3 separate regions of the Mus musculus genome follow, and all the other regions are linked to region 1. The links are chromatin loops, found by intact Hi-C in ENCODE. Cell type or tissue: heart. All regions are shown on one strand. Region 1 has its middle 20 kb from the start of Map2k6. Region 2 has its middle 23 kb from the start of Kcnj2. Region 3 overlaps Map2k6 (mitogen-activated protein kinase kinase 6).

Region 1 (8,000 bases):
AACCACTCTGCAAATCAATCTGAAGGTTCCTCAGACAATTGGAAATAGATCTACCTGAAGGCCCAACTATACCACTCTTGGGCATATAACCAGAAGATGTCCCACCAGGCCACAGGGGCACTTGTTCCACTCTGTTCATAGCAGCCTTGTTTGTGATTTCCAGAAGCTGGAAATAACCTAGATGTCCCACAACAGAAGAATGGATACAGAAAATGTGGTTCATTTACACAATAGAGTACTACTCAGGCAAATGGATGGAACTAGAAAATATCATCCTGAGTGAGGTAACTCAGACCCAAAAGGACATGCATGCTATGTACTCACTGATAAGTGGATACTAGCCAAAAGAGTACAGAATACCCAAGATACAGTCCACAAAACTCAAAAAGGTCAACAAGCTGAAGTGCCCAAGTGAGGACACCTCAGTCCCACTTAGGAGGGAGAAGAAAGCAATCAAGGCTGGAGGGAGGGACCTGGGAGGGAAAGGGGAAGAGGCAGGAGGGGAACATGATCTGGTATTGGGTGGGGGAAAAGGACTGAACCCCTGAGGGCCAGCAGAAAGAATGGAAACAGGTAACCTGAGGAGGTAGGAGGTTTGGGGAGGGGGGAATGACGACACTCGAGAATGAACTAGAAATCTAGGAGGTGAAAGACTCTCAGAACTCAAAGGGAGGAACCTTAGATGAAATGCCCTACAGTGGGGAGAGGGAATTTGTAGAGCCCACCTCCAGCAGGAAGATAGGGCATCAAGTGAGGGATGGGGTTGTCATCCCACAGTCAAAACTCTGACTCATAATTGTTCCTGTCTGAAAGAACTGCAGGGGTGGAGAGGGAGAGGAGCCTGAGGAAAAGAAGGTCCAGCTATAGGCTCAGCATGGATCCAGCTCAAGGGGAGGTCCCAAGACCTGACACTATTACTGAGGCTATGGAGTGCTCACAAAAAGGGATCTATCATGCCTTCCGAAAGGCCCAACAAGCAGCTGAAAGAGTCGGATGCAGATATTTACACCCAATCAATGGACAGAAGCTGCTGACCCCTGTGGTTGAATTAGGGAAAAGCTGGAAGAAGCTGAGGAGGAGGGCAACCCTGTAGGAGGACCAGCAGTCTCAATTAAGCTGGACCCCCAAGATCTTTCAGACACTGGATCACCAACCAGGCAGCATACAGCAGTTGACATGAGGCCCCCAACACATATAAAGCAGAGGACTTCTGGGTCTGGGTTCAGTCAGAGAAGATGCACCTAACCCTCAAGAGACCGGAGGCCCCAGGGAGTTTAGAGGTCTGGTGGGGTGGGGGTGGGGGAGACATCCTCTGGCGACAGGGGCAGGGGGGTGGGATGTGGAAAAGTTGGAGGGTGAACTGGGAGGGGGATAAAATCGGGAGTGTAAAAAAAAAGAGATTAAATAAAAGAAAGAAGGAATATTTAAAAAAAACAATATAAACAAAAAATTAAGCGTTTTTTAAGATCTTCAAGATGGGTTTTCCCCAGTTTCTTACTTAGCTAAAGGATAAATAGTAGAGGAATGTTTCATTATTAATCTAAAGGTGAAACCTTTCATTAGCAATCAATGGAGTCTGTATTTAAGGTGATATGTTTAATGTCTGTCCAAAATGATCCACATAGCATGTTTCAAATTAAACAGGGGCAGGAGAAGGATAAGAAAGCAGAGGGGGGAGACTCAGATAATTTTCCTTTTTAGCTAAATACTTTGCTTTCCATCGCAAAGAGTTTTAGGAACGTTTGTGGAAATTGGGTGTGATAGCACTTGACTGTAATCTCATCACTAGGCTGAGACGACAGAGTTTTACATACAGGCTAGCCTGGGCTATACATATCAAAAGCCTGCCTATCTCTATAAGGAAATTGAACAGCCTTCCCTCAAGTCATAAACAAGTCCCTTGGGCCCTTCCGTAAAAATCTGCAAAGCCAAAAGCTTAGAAAGTATTAGACTGAAAATTTTTACAAGTTCAAAAAACAAAAACAAAAAACTTCAAAAGTCTAACCTGTGCTAAGTAGAACATATTTGCTGCCACCTTTTTTTTTTTCCTGAAATGTCATTACCATTTCCTTTGGTTACTATGACTTCTAAAGCCAAGTTTCCTACCTCAGGGGGAAATATACATATATTTAACCACTTATTTATTCCAATCAACTTAACTTTAGGAATTAATGGTTTTGAAAAGATAACGAGTGAAAAAAATTAAGATTTCCATTTTTCAGGATGCCTGAAATTTCATCAAAGACAAAAGTTTCTGCAGGGTTAAACATCAACCAACAACCCATTAAAAAGTGAACTGAGCCTTGTCTCCGGAAAACAGTACCTAAAAGAAACAAAGACACAGGAGTGTTGGTGAGATGGTTCAATGGTTAGAGCCGCTCTTGCTGAGAACCTAAGTTTGTTTCCCACATCCAATATCTGGGACCTCAGTACGGCCTGGCCTGTGATGTCAGCTCCGGGGTATCAGGCACCTTCTTTTGACTTCCACAGGTACCTGCACATACACCTACTTAAATAAAGTTAAAGTCAAAAGAAATAATCATTCATAGAGGAGGAAATGAAGACCTGGAGAGCCAGACCCCTCAGTGGTGGGCGGTATTCCAGTCTCCTTTTCTATCCATTTTACATACTGCCTTGGATGCAGGATGACACCTTATATGAAATCATCTTTCTAGTCGCTGTGTGCACACACTCTGGGTTCTATTTCTGTATTCATTGGAATAGACAATTTAGGTGATGCACTTGAAATACTCCCAGAACAAAGACCAATTTCCGTGAAGGTTATGAGCACTCCTGAGTTTTACAAATACAGAGGGGGGAAAAAACTGTGTCCCTGTTGTTGTAACATTTAGATAACGAAATGTGCCAGGTTTACAGAGTCCCTCGATGAGCCTCAGGAAGCGAGCCCACTCTGCGTATTGATTTTATTTGGGGATTCACAGACTGGCTGTAAACAGTTCCCAAGCAGCACGACATCAGTAAATAACAGTGAGCGGTGCAGAGCGTGGAGGGCTGAGAGGATGTGGGCCCTAGCCCAGAACGTGCGTTCCTCTTCTTCTTCTTCTGAAAGCGAGTGTGCCATTGGTCTGTTTGTCGTCCTTAGTCTAGGTTTTGGGATCAGAGCACGAATCTGTGTGCGACTGCAACCAACCACCTGTTTTCTTCAAATGGAAGTGAGAAGGTCGCCTAAGGACAATACATTAATCCCTTTGGCACCGCGTAGCCATTTGCTTGTTTTGTTTTACTTAGAAGAGATGCTTGGAGCTTTGAGTAGAACGGCCTCCCAGTTGGACCCGTCACGTGACTCCACCCAGACTCTCCGCGTGCTGTCCAAACACACAGTAGTAATGTAGGAGATTCCAAAGTTCAGAGTAACCCTGAGCCTTGGCTCCCTCTGCCTTTCTCCGGGGATGTTTACACACTGACGCCGGCTTTAATTGCACCAATGGTGTCTTGCAGGAGATCTGAGTCCCTTGACACAGGCAGGAGCAGTGCTCATGTTTAAAACGTTCCTAAGCGCCTGGATAACTGCAAATCCACGTATCGCAAGAAGCGCAGCTCCTGCACACTGCCTTGCTTCCTTTTCGTGAGCCCAGAGATTGCCGGCTTTGTCTGCCGCCCAAACTTCCCCTGAAGTTCCTCCACGGTTGGGGGCACAGTCCTGCCTAAACTTGCTTCTGTCACATTCCACACCCAGGGCAGAGTTCTGCATGTGGGAACACCATGCCCTTGCCCGGGACCTTGTTATGTAACAACCATAAATGCTCTGGTGTGCCTGTGTACAAGCTAGGAGGAAGAGGCGAAGGCAGAACTCAGTTTTGAAGCCAGGTGTGGTGACACATAGCCGCAGTGCCATGAGCCAGATGGCTGAGGCAGAAGGAGTTTGAGGGTAGCCTAGGCTACACAGAAAGACTCTTGTCTCCAAGTAAACTAGCAGCAGCTACAAAAAAAAAAAAAAAAAAAAAAAATCAAACTAAGCCTCGATTTCATTTCTATGCAAAAGAAAGCATTGGGGCACTCTCTCAGAGTGTGGCCTAAAGGCAGCTTCCCCTGTTGTAGTGAATGCACTAGAAGATCACAGAGGGTGACTGAAACAGGAAAAAAAGGGTAGGAGTTCATAAGCCTTGTTTTAGCCCTCAGTGCAGAAAATTACAGCTGGTTTAAAGTTTTCAATAATCTGCTTTATTAACTGATAGTTGGATTCTAGCTGCTGAGAGACCAACATGTTCATTTAGGTATATCCAGACACAGGAGTCATAGGATGTCATTTGTTCACTCATTCACTGATTCACTACTCACTCATTCATCCACTCACTCATTCGCTCACTGATTCACTATGCATTCACTCATTCATTCATTCATTCATTCACTCACTCGCTGATTCATTCACTCATTCACTCACTGATTCACTATTCACTCACTCATTCATTCATTCATTCATTCACACATTCATCCCTTTGGTCTGTTTTGCAAGGAAGATCAGAATAGTGAGTGATGAAAGTGGGCCTTCCGGGCTGGTGAGATGGCTCAGTGGGTAAGAGCACCCGACTGCTCTTCTGAAGGTCCAGAGTTCAAATCCCAGCAACCACATGGTGGCTCACAACCATCTGTAACAAGATCTGACGCCCTCTCCTGGAGTGTCTGAAGACAGCTACAGTGTACTTACATATAATAAATAAATAAATCTAAAAAAAAAAAAAAAGAAAGTGGGCCTTCCTATCTCCTTTGGTGACCTCTTTCTTCTGAATGGTGTGTGCTTTTTTTGTGTTGTAGATAGAAAGACCTTTGATTGTAAAATCAACTTTAGATAGCTATCAATAGTTGGCAGTCACAGCAATTGTTTTTTTTCTTGAAGATGGATGTCAGGGCTTTGGAGTATAGCTCAGTAAATCCTCATCACTGAAGGGGGAAGAGAAGAAAAAAAAAAGAGAGAGAAGCTGTGGGAAGCCACATGTGCCATTGCAGGGTGGCGCTGGCTACCGCTGGCCACCACGCATAAGTTTGGGTAGACACCCAATGTGTACATATGCAGTAAAGTTTTTTGCCAAGATGAGGTTTTGAGAATTATCCAATCAGATGAGAGACATGCAAATGAGTTATGTTAACCAATCAGATGAGAGACATGCAAATGAGGTATGTTAACCAATCAGATGTGAGACATGCAAATAAAATAGTAAGCATAACCAATCCAGGTGTGAGACACGCCTCTCCTAGGCCTATATAAGCAGCACCAGTTCTGGGCTTGAGGTCTTTTGCCTCTGCAATCAAGCTCTTCCAATAAACGTGTGCAGAAAGATCCTGTTGTGGCGTCTGCTTTGCTGGTGAGTCGGGCGCGCGCAAGAAGAAGCAAAGAAGGGAGGAAAGGAAGGAGGGAGGCAGACATCCTGCTTTGGCAATCTAAGAATCCATTACCACCAATGCTACAGCCTTTGGTCAAAGGAAAAAAATTTGATTAAAAAATATATATGGGCTGGAGAGATGGCTCAGAGGTTAAGAGCACTGACTGCTCTTCCAGCAGTCCTGAGTTCAATTCCCAGCAACCACGTGGTGGCTCATAACCATAATTAATGTGATCCAATGCCCTCTTCTGGCCTGCAGGCATACATACATAATGCACATACATACATACATACATACATACAAAAATTTTTAAAAAGCTAATAAAATAATAAAGGCACAATGAAACACACCCTCATACTCTTTCAGGTAGCCATTAGCAAACATAAGCAAAGCCAAAATAAAGAGAACAGAGCTGAGCATGGTACTCCTATGGCCTCGGTACTCTGGAGGAAGAGGCAGGAGGGTCATAAGTTCAAGGCCAGACTGGCTGACAAAATAATACGTTTTCAAAACAAACAAACAAAAGCCCCCCCCCAAGTGGGAAAAAAACCCAAAAATATAGTTCTAAGTTGATAGAGCTAAGTTATAGATCCTGTTCTACGTTGATATTTAACTGAAAGCAAGACCTTGAAGAATATTTGCATTATCTGTATTGTATCATATTCATAATGACTAAATATTAATCTGTAAGAGAGGGGGTAGAGAAAAGAGGGTGTCTGTGTGCAATAGAATATTATTTAGCCTTTTAAAAGAATAAAATTCTGATGTAAGCTACCAACCACGTGTATGAATCTTGGGAGCGTTTTGCCTTGTGGAATAAGCTGGTTACAAAAATACTTCGGTATTTACTTTCTGTGCTGTTGCTACCATGGTGAAATAGAAATAGAAAATAAAATGGTTTCCATGAACTAGTGCTAATAAAAGGGGTGGGGGGGGGGACTTACTGTTCAACTGGTATAGTGTTTCAGTCTTACAAGAAGAAAAATTAATAGATATCAGTGACAATTTACAACAATATGCATGTTGTGGAGGTCTGAATGAGAGTGACCTTCCTACATTTCTTTTAAAATTTCTTTTAAATATATATTATTTATTTGTGTGTGTGTGTGTGTGTGTGTGTGTGTGTGTGTGCCTGTGTGTTTCTGTATGTGTCTAAGGAGGTCAGAGGGGTATTGGTATCTTCCTGAACCTGAAGATACAGGCAGTTGCGAGCTGCCTGATGCTGGTTTGGGAATCAGACTCAGGACCTCTGCAAGAACAATGTGTGCTCTAACCACTGAACCATTTCCTCAGCCCCAGGCTCATCTATCTCTATACTTGGTCCCAGTTATTGGAACTGCTTGGGGGGCTTTAGGAGGTGTGGCCTGGCTGGAGCATGTATGCCATTGGATGTTGGCTTTGAGGTTTCAAACATCCCATTCCCAGTTAGCTCTCTCGCTTCAGGCTGAATCCAGTGTAAGCTCCCAGCTTCGGCCACAGCACCACGCCTGGCTGCTTTCTCCCATGATGATTGGTAGACTCTAACCATCTGGAGTTTTGTAATCCCCCAAACTAAATGTTTCCTTCTTACAGGTTGTTTGGTTGCAGCCCACAGGACTCAGTATTTAACCCATACCAGTCACCTTGACATCCCCCCAAATCCATGTGCATTGATCTATGAAGGTTCTCCTATCAATTTCTTCTGTTTAGAACCTCTCCCTTACCCAGAGAGCCATACATTTTACTTCTTCGTTATTCAAACCTGTGTTCTGTCACAGTGAGACTTTGACTATTCAATTTAAAGGCACACCCACACCCTCCCTGGTTTGTGTGTGTGTGTGTCTCTGTGTGTGTGTGTTTTAAAGAAGTTTAAGCAGTTATCTGTACATGCATACGTCTTTGTATGCCACAGGCTTGCATAACACTGGAGGTAAGACGTGGGTATGAGAGTCCCTGGAGCTGGAAACTTGGATCCTCCATGTGAGCAGCTCATGCTCTTAACACAGAACCATCTCCAGCTCTTGTGTATTCACCTTGTTCCAGACAAGCTGGACAGAACAGAAGTACCTGGTCTAATCAATGCTGTGGTCTAATAAAGACACACACACACACACACACACACACACACACACACACACACACACAATAAATAAATAAATAAATAAATAAATAAATAAATAAATGCATACATACATACATACATACATACATACATACATACATAGAGTAGAAAAAGACAGGGCACACAGAGAAAAAAAATGTAAAAATGTGAAGTTCTCTGGAGGGCACTGTGCTAAGGGAGGAGAGGCAGGGAGGGACCCTATTGAAGGGCCTTTCCTGACTGTACATTTCCAATCTGTTTGTTCCCCCAAAGAGCTTCTGCTGTACAAATGTAGACTAAGCAGTGACATCAAGCCTTGTCCCAGTGGCTCTACATCCAGCACACCCCCATCTGCAGGGTGGAAGCACGTTTTTTCACATGATAAAAGTAGGTGACTAGCCACCACCGGGCATGGTGGCACATGCCTTTAATCCCAGCAACTCGGGAGGCAGAGGCAGGCGGATTTCTGAGTTCGAGGCCAGCCTGGTCTACAAGTGAGTTCCAGGACAGCCAGGGCTATATAGAGAAACTCTGTCTTGAACTCCCCCACCCCCACTCCCAAAAAAAAAGTAGGTGACTC
Region 2 (8,000 bases), 660 kb before region 1:
TTTAAAATTATATACTTAGAAAGCTTCTGAAATAGTATACAAACTTGTAGGCTAGGGTAATCAAATCCATATACATTTTGCAATTTCCCTTCAACAGTTGGTTGTAATAAATGACCTAATAAAGGTAGAGTTAGAATCTCTGGCAGAGGTAGAAATTCTTGCTCATTTGGCTACTAAAGTCATGGGGAAAAAGTCTTTACTCCAATGGTAGTCTAACCCCTTATATCTAGATCCTTGCAATTAATGCTTCAATCACAGATAAAATCATTTCTTGATCACTGAAGTCTTAACACCCGTGTTACTTACAAAATATGAAACAGGAGCACATAGAATGTTAGATACTTTATTCATAGGATAAGTTTTTAGTAAGCTTCAAAAAACAAATAAAGGTGAAGGAAAATCCTGATCCCCAATGCTGGGGCTGTTACTTCAGGGATAGGAAGTAAGAGCCTTTTGTGTATAAAGCCCTGGTCTCAATCATTAGCAATGATAAATAAATAAATAAATAAATAAATAAATAAATAAATAAATAAATAGAGAGGGAATAGGGATGATGCTAAACCTCCCCCAAAATTGAAATTAGCAGTAACATTAAGAAATTAAGACTTATTTGTTATTTATCTATTAGTTTATTTACGACGTATGAACAGACAATAACGTGAGAAGAGTTAATGGGCAATGAGCAGAGCATGCCTTCTCTGTGCTGTTAGATAGGACATGGGTACAACATCCCCAATCTTCATCCCACAGTGACCCACACACATGAGGGCTGATTAGGTCCCAGACTCAAGGGTCTTGATCCTTTTCTTTTTCCTGTTTACCAGAGGTTGAAGTGCAGAAAAGCCATGTCCAGCTCTTTACATTTCTGTACCACATGTTGGTCAGCCAACAAGGTGGTTTATGGGTAGAATTTGTGTTCTTCAACCTCCATCCCAACAGTTATTTGGTGACCAATTTTCAATTCTCCTATCTCAAACTCAGAGCTCTGGGATTACAGGTATGACCTTTCAACCCAGTTCCAGTCTTGTTGCTTTTCCCTTAATCCACTCAAGTTCCAAATCTCTAGGATGAGTTTGAGTATGTAAATTTTGCCTGCCCCCTTACATTTCTGATGATTCTCTTCATTATCCTATGATTATCATACTCCTCGCTGAACTTAAAAAAAAAAAGAAAAGAAAAGAAAAAAGGAAGAAAGAAAGAAAGAAAGAAAGAAAGAAAGAAAGAAAGAAAGAAAGGAAGGAAGGAAGGAAGGAAGGAAGGAAGGAAGGAAGGAAGGAAGGAAGGAAGGAAGGAAGGAAGGAAGGAAGGAATCCAGCTGTTGATGTTGTTTCCTTGTGGTATCTGCAGCTAAGGTGGTATGCCACTGTCTACTACTTATGAACCAGGTCATTAGTATTCTTCCTCCTGTGTTCAAAGGGTTGTTGTTTGTTTCTCTTTCACTTTTTCTCCTACTTGAACTATTCTCCCCCAGCAGGTCACCGTTCCCATTTGTTCATAAATACAATACACTACCTCCCAACTGACAAGAGAAAGGAATTTAGAAATAAAAAGATGTAAGTGATCATCTATCTCTCAAGCATTGGTATTTGGGGGAGGAGGGACTTTTATTTTGATACCTGTATTTTTCAAAAGTTGTCTCCACATTCTCACCTCTCTGTCAGTACAGCTCTTCAGTCAGACACCTCAGGCATTTTTATTTCAAAGACAGTGTAGTTGTATCATATCAAGCCACTCCTCTCTATGTCGTATTGTATTCTTTATCTGGGTTTTAAGCAACTCTTCTTCTCTTGTGCCTCCTCATTGTTCTTTAATACATCACTTTTTGTCTGAATCACACAGCACTCAAGGGTCTTGGCTTATACATTTCTGATTCCCTTTTGCTATTAGATTCTTAGATCTAAACCAGACTTACATTGTTAGGCAAGTACTCATGCAAATACCTTTTAAATTTGTAACTTCGGGTCTTGCACTCTCCCACAATACCAAGTTCACACATCTTCTTTCTACTTTTACCTCCCATTTGGTATTAGCTACATATTAAAACACATCCCATTCAAAACACATTTCCCCCGGTTCTAGAGTCTTGAATTCTGCATCAGGCACTTGTTCTTGTTTGGAATTCTCAGGTCTCTGCACATTTAACTCTCTCATGTCTGGGTGTTTGAGCCCATTGTACCACAAATGGGTAAATTCCTTTAAACAAATAACTCTGACATAAATATGTATATTGTTTCTGTCTTTCTTACTTCAGGTTGCAAAAGGGCAAGACTTGTTTCTATTCAGTTCATTATTGCTTTACAATGTCTGTGAATGACTCAACATACTGTTTTCATACTTAATATATAATGAATACATAAAAATGGTATTATTTTTTAAAATTGCATACCCGTACCAGTTAAAGGAATTTCACTTTTCTTATCAGCTATGTTAAGTCCAACTTGTAACTCAAAGGTAAGAAAATGATGAAGTGTGAAGGTGAAGAGATGAAGGAAGGAACTAAGAATGGGAAGAAGGAAGGGGGAGGGGGAGAGGGAAGAGGAGGAGAGGGAGGACAGGTGATGGAGAGGAGAAGAGGGGGAGAAATAATTGTGCTGCAGAAAGATAATTTGTATTCATTGCCATGAATTCTGAGTAAGAATTTAGAAGTGGAAGGCCTGAATTCTTTAATTAGTTTTGCCACTTAATAACCTATAACTACAGGCAGGGCCTCCTTCTTCAGTATGTTATGTGGATAATGATAAGGCAACTGGTTGAAAGTTTAAATGGAAAGTTTTAATTCGAGATTCTCTTTTAAAATTCTTGAGATACAGCTCTAGTTTATTGTTATATTAGATCTATAAACAAGGCTGTTAGAGTGTCTTAAGATACTAAATGGTTGCGATTTTAAAACTCCTCACTTTTTTCATATAACAAAAACAAAATAGGCTTTATATATTAGGCAATTTCCCCAGTTTTTAAAAGTATGTTTTAATTTATTTTTTTAAATTTTATTTTCAGTTTTTTTGTATATTTTTATTTTTTAATTTACATTTTAGGTAAACTTATTTACATTTTAAGTAAACTATAATTACATCAGTTGCAATGCTTTTATATTTGATGCATCACTTTAATTGTCATAATCTTGTATGGAGTTGCTTTAATCCCCATTTAACAGAACAGAAAGGCTTTAAACATTTGCATTCATTTGCCTGAGGCCACATGGGGGATCCAAAGAGTTTGGATTCACATCAAGATCACTGACTATTATAGGTTTTAGTGTAAACTAGATGGTAAAAACAAAAAGAGAGCAACTGAGAAATGAAAATACAGAGGGAGTCTAAGGCATGCATGAACCAAATAGAGAGGGCTCACGATTCAGTTACATCTATCTGTAGCGGTGATTAAAAAATAAAAACACTTTAACAAATGCAACTTACGGGAGAAAGGGGTTATTCCAGCTCATAGTTAAAGGTACAGTCAACTGTAGTAAGAGGCTGAAGGTATCCAGGTCTTCCATTAGCCGGTCACATGAATCCCAGAGTCCGGAAACAGAGAGAAGGGAATATATTCTAATGCTAAGTCCTCCTTCTCCATTTATACTCTTTACAGTTCTAGTCAGGGAGTGGTCACCACCCGCTGTGGATGGATCACCTCCTCACTTAACACAACAAAGATGATAAACAGGCAGACACAAACTCACTCAGTGGTGATTCTAGTTTCTATCAAGTTGATAGTTAACATTGTCTCAAGAGGGAATGAACAGGATAGACATAATGTCAAAGAAACAGAGATAGAGACCAAAGATGGGTGGACGAACAGATGGATGGAGGTACAGACAGATAGACAGACAGATGGATGGACATGCGGGTGGATACTTAAAGTCAATGTTAACACGATAATATACCTGGGATGTTCTCTCTATATACCTCTATCTCTTTCTCCATTCTGTATCTCCCACACACTTCTCTCTTCTCTCTTTCCTCCATAAAGTGAGAGAGTTGTTGGACTTTACTGTTATCTAATACTTTGATCCTTGTCTGTATATGCCAAAGCAAACAGGCTTTGATGCAGTAAGACCATAACTATTTCATTTCTCAATTTGAAAATATAATATTTACTCCCTAGCAAGCAGGACTCTGTAGGCAAATGGACCGTCCTATCTTTCTCCACTCTTCAGCTCTGGATGCTGACAAAGTTGGAATTTAGAAGACAAGACGGAACAAAAATATTCTGTAAGCAAGTACTACAGATCTGTGAAGTACATACAATTTACTGGAGTGGAATGAGCATGCCTACAAAGCAAATCCTACTCAGTAATGAGAATTGTGATTTGTAAGCTATTTCCCCTCTGTGTGTGTGCATGATCATTCTGTAATTTACTGGTGATTACTACATACGTTCTGACTACTTTTCTTGTAATAAATAGAACTATTAATTATTAGATTCTCGATGGACACTATCCAGACATCCTTGACTATATATGTAGACCCAGAAAAACAGCCTGTGTGAACTCCAGTTTCTTCTTCTAATGTAATCTAGGTTGAGGAAGCCAAGGGAAGAGAGAGAACATGTAATCCATACTTAGACAGGGCCACACTTGCCTTCAGTGCGTACTACTTTCTGCCTTGAATGGTCACACTTTGATTATAGCTATTACTGCTAAAATGCACTCCAAATTGGAGAGGAGGGGAAAAAAACCAAGAAACCGAAAACCATACCAGATTTACTTCATGGGAAAACTTGTGTTGTCTTGTAACCACAAGGTGGCGCAATAGGGACCAAGAATGCTCAACCCCTAATAGAAAAGCAATTACTAGAGACATTTTCATAATAATTATTAATACTATTATTATCCCAGCATGGGAGGGGAACGATTAATTAAGCCCCACCCATAGCTGGGGAGCTACTGGCAAGTGGTGGCTTCTAGAAGAGGGAGAATCAGTTTGCTTCAGGGATGAGGACCGTGAGAGACTACCCAAGGCCCTGCAAAGGGTCCTACATCCATGTAAATGCAGTCAGTACTAAGTGGATGTAGTGGCTTTTAAAAGTAGCACGTGAAGTTGTCAAGGAACGATGGAGAGTTCTGGAAAAGAAGCTAGAGATCCAGGGCTGAGGGGTGGGTTTGGTCGAAGCATGTTACATGGATACATGAAACTCTCAAGCAGTAAAAATGAAATTTGAGAATAGCATAAACAGAAGTTTGTACGGTGGATGACCTCTCTTGGTTCATGTCACATATATAAGTTGTCCTTATCACAGCACTCATGCTGTTTCTTAGAATTTCCTCTCATTGTGGTGGATAAGCGGTATTCCCATCTTTTCCACATTCAGACTTTGTGGTCTTTATATAAACTACTCAAGGAACATAGATGTACTATCATAGAAAAGGATGGGAAAATAGATCAGAAAAACAAGATCAGCAATGATCACATTAACTACACTGTCAAGTTCTTACTGTGTACATTACATGATCAGATCATGGTAGGTTACTCATTAAAGGAAGACTCCCAACTGTACAGAGAGGAACTGGACACTGGAAATGTCCAGGTAAATTCACATTGAGCCAGAATTCTGAGAAGAGAGATCATAGGCTACATACTCCCTCTATTGGCATTGTCCTACCGATGTCCTAGAAAGTAGTTGGCTAATCAGAATTAGGAATTTATCTCTACAGGTATAGAAGTCCAAGATCAAGCCAGAGTGTATCTGACCCATGAAGAATGCTTCTCTCTGAACCCCACACAGTGGGAGGAGCAAGGAGTCCCTGGTCTGTTCTACAAGAGCACTGTCATCTCTTGTGAAGTCTCTTGACTTCACTTTGGACCAAGGACTCATCTCTCACTGCTATCAACTTGGGCATTGAGATCTCCTACATAGGACTATTAGGGGCACATAGACACATACACCAGAGGAATATACTAGCAACAGTCAGCATAAAGAGTGAGGGAAGGCAAGCAACAAACAAAGTGGGCAAGATGAGAAGTAGAGTGAGGAAGAACCATGACAACTGATGGCCATAAGGAACCCAGAAATATTCAAAGGAATATCTGTATTATAAGTATTCCAAAAGAGTTGAGCAGAGAAATTGGACCATTTTCCCTCAGATTCATAATTCATCATTGATAGGACTGAGACATGAATCTATTTCACTTGGAATCAGAGCCATCAACATCCATTTAGACACATGGCTTCAAACGTTAACCACTGCATCAAGAAGAAATCATGAACATTTAACAATTGTGACAAATATTACCTAACATTTTTATCATTTCGTCATTTGAGAATTTCATTCACATATATTATGTGTTTTGATCACTTTGCCTTTTTTGTCTCCCCTGTGCCCTGAGATGGCTTTCCCCTCACATCTCCATGTGCTGTCTCTCTTTTTGTTTTAGTCCACTGAATCCACTTAGTGTTGGCTGTATGTGCACAGTCATAGAACCATCTACTGGAGCATAGATACCCTTTAAGAGACTGAATCCTTGAAGGAAACTTCTTCTTTCCCTCCCAAAAGCAATCAACTGCTAAAGACATCTCTGCTAGGGCTGGAAATTTGTGGGTTCTTTCTCCACCCAAACATTACTGTTCAGTACCTGTCTTTGTCAGGGTTTCTATTCCTGCACAAACATCATGACCAAGAAGTAAGTTGGGGAGGAAAGGGTTTATTCAGCTTACACTTCCACACTGCTGTTATAACCAAAGAAAGTCAGGACTGGAACTCAAGCAGGTTAGGAAGCAGGAGCTGATGCAGAGGACATGGAGGGATGTTACTTACTGGCTTGCTTCCACTGGCTTGCTTCCCCTGGCTTGCTCAGCCTGCTCTCTTATAGAACCCAAGACTACCAGCCCAGAGATAGTCCCACCCACAAAGGGACCTCCCCCCTTGATCACTAATTGAGAAAATACCTTATGGCTGGATCTCATGGAGCCATTTCCTCAACTGAAGCTCCTTTCTCTGTGATAATTCCAGCTTGTGTCAAGTTGACACAAAACTTGCCAGTACAATTGACCCATTGTCAACTTGACACACAAACACATTACTAGTAAGCCTCAACCCTTAGTTTCTTATTCATCCCCAAGATATAAACAACTTTAAAAGTCCCACAGTCTTTACATATTAAAAGTTCAATCATTTTAAAATATCCAGTATCTTTTAAAATCCAAAGTCTTTTTACAATCAAAAGTCTCTTAACTGTGGGATCCACTAAAATATTTTCTTCCTTCAAGAGGGAAAAATATCAGCCGGGTGTGGTGGCGCACGCCTTTAATCCCAGCACTCAGGAGGCAGAGGCAGGCAGATTTCTGAGTTCAAGACCAGCCTGGTCTACAAAGTGAGTTCCAGGACAGCCAGGGCTATACAGAGAAACCCTGTCTTGAAAAACCAAAAAAGGTGGGGGGGTTGATATCAAAAGCAAAAATTAAACTCCAACTGTCCAATGTCTGGGATCCAACTCACAATCTTCTGGGTTCCTACAAGGGCTTGGATCACTTCTCCAGCCCTGTCCTTCATAGCACACAGCTTTTCCTCTAGGCTCCAGATATCTGTACTCCATTGCTGCTGCTCTTGGTGGTCATTCATGGTCCTGGAATCTCCAAAACACTGCATGACCCCTTCAGTCCTGGTCCATCAATTGAAACTGAGGCTGCACTTTCACCAATGGCCTTCCATGGCCTCTCACAGTGCCGAGCCTCAGCTGCTCTTCATGACCCCTTCATGCCTTCAAAACCAGTACCACCTGGGTGACTCTTATACATTACTAAGTCCTGCTGCAGCACAAGGTACAACTTTGGCCATCTCTGGAACACAGCCTCTTTGTGATTTTGGGAAAACACTTCCCAGAAAATGTCACCTCAAAGATTCTGGTCTTTTCTTAATCACAGCTAAATTTTTTCCTCTAGCTAACCAGCATCAATAGTCCCAGTAATGCAAAGTTTTTGCTTTAGTAGTTCTGGTATCTTGTTAATAACAGCTGATTCTTCAGCCCAAGCTAACCACAACCACAGAATCTTCACAATCAAAA
Region 3 (8,000 bases), 100 kb before region 1:
AGAAAAGTCACTAAATATTTGGGCTACCTCCATTTTCTTGCCAACCAATGAGACTACTGGATAGATAGATCCTCTTCCAGATCCAATCTTCTATTTGAAACCATGGCTTGCAAACCACCTCCTATGGCCCAGCCAGCTATGAAAGTCTTTCATAAATTTAATGATTCCACAATATTCTATAAAAATAACCGGCAAAGAATATACAATTGATGCCACCATGGCTCTGTTACAACACAGGAGACATACTCTCTAGCTTTCCCAAATGCTTGCTGCCCCTGACTCTGATCTCTGCTTATACTTCATGGCAACATCATAGGACATGGTACCATTTTCTAAATGAATAAAAATGCACACCAGAAAAGCTTGGTGATTTTTATAAAGAAACACAATTAATGACTACACTGAGTAAAAACATCATGTCACCCAATCCTCAGCCTTGACCAAAGGAGTCAGAAGAGAAGAAAGAAGTTAAAATAACTGGATAAAGTGCCTTACCCACTCCACAATTCCCATGTAAATCAAGGGAATCAAGGGATGGGTTCCTAATACTCAGGCTTCCAATGAAAATGACTAATCCACCCAAGCCTGGGGCCTCTGGGTTCATCAGCTCTGCCAAAAGTATCAAAGGATGGAGCCAAGCCTGACAGCTCAGGTTGGATTTCCAGACACTGGGCTCCTCACATCCAGAGTTGAACATATTAGTTTACCTGAGGTGGTCACCGTTAGCCACACAAAGCTTAAACCTGGATATTCTTGTCAATTATTCAATATTTTATTCCTCTGGGGAAAGAACCAAACTTAGTAGAAAATTCTTTCCCTGGAAGACCAAATGTATTCTAAAGGTTGCCTAAGACAACCAGTGAATACCAGTGATGGCCTAGTTTGATAATTATTTACTTATCTACGACTGTATACAAGGAACCAGCTTGTTGGTCACTGTTACATGTACTGTTCATTTATTTGATTGAAGACCCACCTGCTATGCAGATAAACAGCTCCCTGGTTACTATTACATGCATTGTTTGTTTATTTTATTACGTGGTCAGAAGCATGAGTAGATCATGTATATAAAACAGCTTTTTGACCTTCTGTGATACTCAAGGAGCTATGTCTCCACTTCAGTGGGAAGAATTAACATCAAAAGACATAAAATGCTTTCAGATTCTTCAATAAGATAATAGCATGAGAACCCGGAGCTCCACCATGATGAACTCTCACTACAGAGGTCAAGGGCTCTCATTTACTAACCAAGAACTACTAGGTCTGATCTCACATATAGCTAAGAAGGCCACTGAGCCTCTGGCATCCCTAGCTCTATATGCCAGCTTGCATGCATAAAAGCTATGCCATAGAACTAAATAATTTGCAGCGTCCTTTCACTGGGTAGCTATTATGATAGACCAAGATCTGGGCCACAGATGAGGGTTTCTCATCTCAATAGTGATCCTCTCACTTGATCCCACTCTTGAAGAAGGAACTTAAGCTTGCTGCAACAAGAAATCATGCCTAAACGAAGGTATGCAACTGGAGAAGCTTAGAGTCCAAACATGAAACTAAGCTGAAGGACTCTGCACACAGCACCCGACCCTTGAATAGTCTGCCGTTTCACTTCCCGAGTGAATGAGAAAAACTCCCTGACACACATACCAAGTGACTTGTCAAGGTTAAACAAACTGCTAATTATTAGCTTAGAATTGAATTTGAACTAGTTACTAACAGTCAAGGGAGATGACAACTCAGAAAACAGAGGCAAAGACAGTGACTCAGAACAAGCATGCCATAAATCCACACAGGGTGAGCTAAGGACCGGCCTCCAGGCTCTCTGCTCTACCCCAGCACGGCAGGAAGGGGAAAAGTAAAAATGGTACTTGTCTCTATCTGACAACACATCTGACTAGAAAATTACAAAATCCAGAAGCTCTGCGTCAGCCAGTGTCTCTGTGAACAAGGACAAGGTTGTTCTAAAGCTAATAAGAAAAGACTCTTTCAGGGGCCAATGTAACTTTGGAATACATGTTTGTATATGTACATGTGTGTATATGTAGACATATGTGTGTATATGTGTGTGTATTACAAAAACCTAAGAAAACAAAAAAAAATTAATTTTCCAAAAGAGCAAAATAGGAGAAACCACATTCCCTATGACATAATAAGATATCGTGAGCCCAGAGAAAGAGCAGAAAAGTCAAGAGAACAGAATAGAAAAAAAAATGCAGAAATAGCCCAATTACTATCAGACAAATGAAAATGGCAATTCAACAGGGAAGGGACAGTTCACAGCCATCTGAACTACATCAACTGGAAATGTGTCAACAAAAACAAACCCAAAACCCTCAGTGCAATAGACAGTGTACAAAACCTGAGCTCCAAATGGACCTTGGGTTTCAAGGTAAAGGTACAGTTTCTAAGCAGGATCACTGAGAATCCTCAGGGCCAGAGGTAACAAGAGTTCTTATGTATCAGAGGCATAATCTGTAGGAAGAATAACAACTAATAAATAATATTCCAGGGCTGGAGAGATGGCTCAGCGGTTAAGAGCACTGACTGCTTTTCCAGAAGTCCTGAGTTCAATTCCCAGCAACCACATGGTGGCTCATGACCATCTGTAATGGAATCGGATGCCCTCTTTTGGTGCGTCTGAAGATAGCTACAGTGTGTGTATATATATATATATATATATATATATATATATATATATATATATATATAATCAAAAATATATAATATTTCATCAAATCAAATTTTTCTGCCCTGTTTAAAAAAAAAAGCCCAATGAAAGAATGAAAAAGATGAATTACATGCTGAAAGAAGTAGTGTCAAATGAGATAACTGGGAAAGTCCTTGTGCGTAGAATACATAAATAACTCAACAGCCAGTCACAGGAAGGCAGGGTAGCTCAGTGGAGAACAATCTCGGCTTTACCAAACCTGGGGTCCTGAGCTCAGTATCTGGGAGCCACTTGGTGGAAAGAGAAAATGGATTCCCTCTGAACTCCACAGGCAAGTACACACACACACACACACACACACACACACACACACGCGACCACTTGTATGGCTAGTGAACTCAAGTAAGTTCTCGCATGTGCGCCAGCATGGCTTCCTTGGTTATGAGAACACTGTAGAGTTGTATAAGTTGTTAACAAGCAGGCAGGCGGGTGTCTATAGACTCAGCCAAGAGTACACTGGAGTCTCATGCTCATTCCTCGGCAACCCCCTCTAACTATAACCATGTCAAAGTGCGATCCCATAAAGTCCTTTACAGATAGCACGAGGAAGAGTCATAGTTTACTGCATGCTCTACAAGCCAGAGAGGAATGCTAAGGAATTAGGGTCACATTTTATTTTTTTCACATTTACAGTTGGAGAGAATGGCAAACTATGCAGACGAAAAATTCCCTTCAGACAAACCCGATATTCACGTAGGAAGAGGAAGAATTTCCTCCTACACATCATCATGAAAGGAATATTCCAACTGAATTCAGTCTATCGGCAACCCTAGAAAGTCTCTCTCTGTTGCTGCATGGCAAGCCAGGGCCTTTCTATCCTGGACAATCTCTCGGTCATTTTCATGAGCACATCCTAACACTAGGGGGTGCTCTTTCTGATACGATGCTTCACAGCTAAGGTCAAACTGCCTTTACCAGGAGGCTTAGTGAATTGAGGTTAAACAGACTCAGGGTTGGGCTCTTCCGTTCTTGCTCTGCCGCTCCAGCGCTTCATGGTTTATGGTCTTGGATTCCCCACTCCTTGGACACAGATGCATTGATTCTTAAGACCTCCAGCTGCATGGGAGATACCCAGCCAACCTCACAGACATGCAAGAGGACCTGAGCTCACTTAGGGCTTTGGGTGACAGCTTCCGCTAATCAAGAGGCATTCCCTTCGTTTGTTCTGTACCTACAGTCAGGACTAAGTGTCAAAATGCCATGAATACCATCAAATACCACCCTCCCATTTCAACTCAATTTTAAGAGTATTATTGCCACACACACATACACACACACACACACACACACACACATAAACACATGGATTTATTTGTTTGTTCGTTGGTATCTAGAGGGGAGTGTTGAGCCAGTCCACACCTGGGGAACTTGCTGGGTATATATATATAGGATCTCAGCTCCCATATGGTATATAGCTCTCACACAGCCAGTAATCTGAGACACTGACTTCAAAGCTGTGGGTCAGTGTAGACTAGAAGTCTGTTTTAGAGCTCAGAAACGTGAGCAAAGAACTTTCCTCTCAAAGGGCTGAATGTATTTTCCAACAGCCATGTGCAAACTGAAGACCTTGCTCACGGGTCCAAAAAAATTGAGCCCCACAGCAAGCTCGTAAAATACAAGTGTTTGGAATGGAACCATCATCCGGCCAACTTACGTGGAACTGGTCTGAGGCTGTTCAAACGCTTCTTTTGGAATCTTAAGGCCCGGGTTTCGCTTCTTGCCTACGGGGAAGGACATAAGGAAAAAGTTAAAGTTCACCTTACCGCAAAAGAGCGAGGGAAGAGACTTCCCAAGCAAAGGGAGAAAGTCAGCAAAGGCTCGGAATACATCTTGCTAAGGGAGCAGCCAGTCAGGGCCAGGGGCCAGGGCACCACACAGCTTCTCAGAGGCAATTTGGGGCCAGAAATAGCAATGCCTTAGACCCAGGTGAGCGTATCATAGTGGAAATGTCCATTCTTGCTGGGAGTATGCCAGCAAACACTTGCCTGCATGATCCCCAGCGCTGAAGAAGAAATGTCAGCTCTTTTGCTAAAGAGGTGGAGCCTTCCTACTCACTGAGACAACTGTCACAATACCTTCTTTGGCTGTTCCTTTATACAGTAACTGTGATGGCAGAGGACACTGAGTCTAAGGTGGGACATTTTGGTTGTTTATTTGTTTCCGTTCTAACTGCAAGAAAATGTAGTCACCTTGATCCTAGTTTTCTAAATCGGAGAGAAGTTGATAGATGTGATGGTGGAAGTGAATACAAAACACTTCTCGAAGCTGAGTCATGGTGGCACATGCCTTTAATCCCAGCACTGGGACAGAGGCAGGTGGATCTCTGAGTTCGAGGCCAGCCTGGTCTACAGAGTTCCAGGATGGCCAGGACTACACAGAGAAACCCTGTCTCAAACAAACAAACAAACAAACAAACAAACAAACGATTCCTCTGCTCTTCTATCTATACACATCCTTTGGCTGTCACTGAGAGGCTGAAACACTGAAGAGAGTCTGATTAACTACTGGGAGCATGCAATGATACATTGACTCTGCTCTAAAAGGACTAGGTGCATGCAAAATGATACATTGACTCTGCTCTAAAAAGGATTAGCAGAACAGCCGGGATCCTGCCTGGAGGTTATCACCCTCTGTGGGGGTCCAGATGGGAACTCTGCTGTTGCTCATCCCTGGGCTGAAACTACAGGAGTGTTTGGCTCAGGCACCTTTGCTGATGAGTCAAAAAGACCAGACTAGGAAATGTCAGCTTAGGAACCATGTGGGGGAAATCAGTCATGTTAAGGACCTGGGAGTCTCTTCCTAGATGTAGATAGCAGGTATCTGAGTTTGGCAGAAGTCGAAACAAAGATGGAATCTTTCCTCCTCTCCCCTTTGTATTCCAAGTGGATGCATCAGTGCTGATACAAGCCCTGGATGAGATCCTAGTAAACCTTAAGGCATAACATAACTTAAGAAATGCATGGTTTCTGCATGCAAATGAACTCCGTGGCATCTTCAGCATCACAGAACGGGCACTGACATCACAGCATGTGTGCTGAGGTCTCTGGACACCCGGCATGGAGCTCTTCCCACTATTCTATCAGGGCAAATGTATAGAAGCGGTCAGAGGAGTGAGATGCAGGAACACGGAATTGTGAGTTTAAAAATCACCAGGTTATTTCTCTGACCAAATGACCTACAGACCGTCCTTTTTCAGAAGATTCCTTTTTTAATTTTACCGGTGTGAGTGCTTTGCCTGCGTGTATGTCTGGGTGCCACATGCATGCCATGTCTGAGGAGGCCAGAAGGCATTCATTGTATTCCCCCTGGAATTGGAGCTACAGACTTTTGGAAGCCACCTCCTGGATGTTCAGAATAGAACACAGGTCCTCTAGAAGAGCAGAGAGTGCTTTTAACCAAGAACTGGCTTTTAACTCTCAGGCTCCAGGGTTGTAAAATCCAGAATAACATCAATATTTACTTCTCTAAACTAAATGTAAGAATCAAACCAGACAGGACATGTGAAAAATATTGAGCCAAAGAACCCTTCCAGTATGATCATATAGAGAAGCAATCTATGTGTCTTATTTAAAAAAAAAAAAAGTAAGAAATCCATGACTAAGACGGGTTATGTTATTAGAACCCTAAGACCGAGTATAATTGAGCTTTTTCTAAGTATTCTTTCAAAAATTCAGTACCTAGATCAACTCAGCAGGCAGTATAGAGGCAATGGTAGTCAGTAATCAGCACAAAAAAAGCCTTTGGGGAGCATCTTTTAGTAAACGGCTTTTCTCAACTATCTCTTCATTTCTTTCAAGCGATCTAGAAGAATCAGTCAGTGTACATCATTTCTCCCTCCCCCTGAATCTCAGAGGCCACTCAGCACATATTTATCAAGGTAATCAGCCCTATACAATGTGGGCTGACAAAGTATAGAACTTTTCACTGTACTGCTGGGTGGCTATGTCTGACGCTGAGATCCCAGATACACGGATGGCTTAACTCTGAGGAGCCCCATCCAAGAGTCTCGGCCACAAGACAAGGAGATGCAAATGGAGAGGAGTCACTCCAGGGAGGAACCAGATGCCCTCCTTCAAATCGGGACAAATGGCTAGCGACACAAGCAAAGAGGTAATCAGAAAAGCACAGCAAATATCACAGCAAATACCACCACCTTAGGGTCCTCCCAAATGAAACAAAAGTAAATATAGCCTGCCTGGAGTAAGGGCTCCCAGTGGTCATTGGAGGAAATCTTAGACAGAAGTTATTCGTCCTCACTGCTAACTTGGGTCCTACATGTCAGGTGTGAGGAACGATCAGTTTAAATTTAGAGGAAAATCACCATTTAAAAAGTTTAATACACCAGGAGGGATGCTTAAGCAGCAACCAGTTATGACACCATAAGGCAATAAATTATCAACACATCCATTCAAAGACAGAAAGACCGGGAGGAAGGAAGTGAGCAATGAAGGAAGAGAAGGGGGTGGGGAGAGATCTTTGGGGACAGAAACCCAAAACAGAGCAGATGACCAAAACAATAACACAGCCTGCCTGTGGTTCTCCCCCAACTTCCCAAGTACACCCAGCACCTCACACCACTCTGCCCCGGAATTTGCAGCCTCTAGTCTCCTCTGACATCCCACTCTCTATAAGTTAGACATTTTCACAGTGTTCAAAGTTTTCACGAGTATAAATTTTCAAACCATTCAACCCCTGACAGCAACCAGAACAAACCTCAGGAGACAGAGCAGCCGAACATCACTTAGAAAAGTGTCCTCTTTTCTTAAAGATGTAAACCAAGGCACTTGAAAACCACACACATCTCTACCACCTTCCAGAACTTACTTGACCATCTCCAGAAGCTTCGTTGGCTTCCAGGAGGCCTGCAAAGCTGCAAACTGCAAAGCTGGCAGAAGGAATCCCAGCAGAAGCCATCCTTTGCTAAGCTCCAAAGCCGGCACGCTTCAGCTGGAGGCAAAAAAAAAAAAAAAAAAGCAGGCTCCGCCTCCTGCTCTTGTGCGGTAGCAAAACTCCACAGAGTTCATTGTTCCAGGGCAGTGGAAGCCACTCAGGGAGGCAGAAGGTTAGCATGCCCATTCAGACACCCAGGGGTGGCATTGATCATTAACCAGCCCAGCAGTTATAAATGGGAGCCCAGTGCTTTTGATAAATAGCTCTTTCATTTCCTAACAGAAAGAAAAACAATAGGTGGTCGCTTTCCAGCTGTGTTTATTTCAGGGCAATCTGTTCCCTCAAGGAGGCTGCCAACACCTCGTGCTCACATTTAACACTG

Evidence for each region. Peaks named below come from ENCODE experiments on the same cell type or tissue, not always from the same donor. Only the 100,000 strongest peaks of a DNase experiment are listed, where the experiment ranks them.
Region 2: it touches region 1 in a loop (2.6-fold over the local background); 2 of 42 quality-filtered maps call a loop at or near these places.
Region 3: a loop joins it to region 1, with 4 times the contacts of the local background. A loop is called at or near these places in 6 of 42 quality-filtered maps.

What each region holds. Positions count from the first base shown.
Region 1 is chr11:110,375,536-110,383,535 of GRCm38, reverse strand. No RefSeq gene overlaps it. Among named protein-coding and RNA genes, the nearest start is that of Map2k6, 20 kb to the left of the region's middle. In heart, a CTCF peak has its summit at 3,407; DNase peaks (open chromatin) are centred at 3,365 and 3,715; H3K4me3 peaks cover 1,062 bases; H3K27ac peaks cover 993 bases.
Region 2 is chr11:111,039,135-111,047,134 of GRCm38, reverse strand. No RefSeq gene overlaps it. Among named protein-coding and RNA genes, the nearest start is that of Kcnj2, 23 kb to the left of the region's middle. In heart, a CTCF peak has its summit at 4,742 (motif pointing right); no DNase peak of the experiment used is centred here.
Region 3 is chr11:110,478,988-110,486,987 of GRCm38, reverse strand. Map2k6 (mitogen-activated protein kinase kinase 6) reads right to left here. Exons shown (of 12, transcript NM_011943.3): 2 at 4,383-4,449. Among named protein-coding and RNA genes, the nearest start is that of Gm39446, 6.2 kb to the right of the region's middle. In heart, a CTCF peak has its summit at 3,581 (motif pointing right); no DNase peak of the experiment used is centred here; H3K4me3 peaks cover 624 bases; H3K27ac peaks cover 623 bases.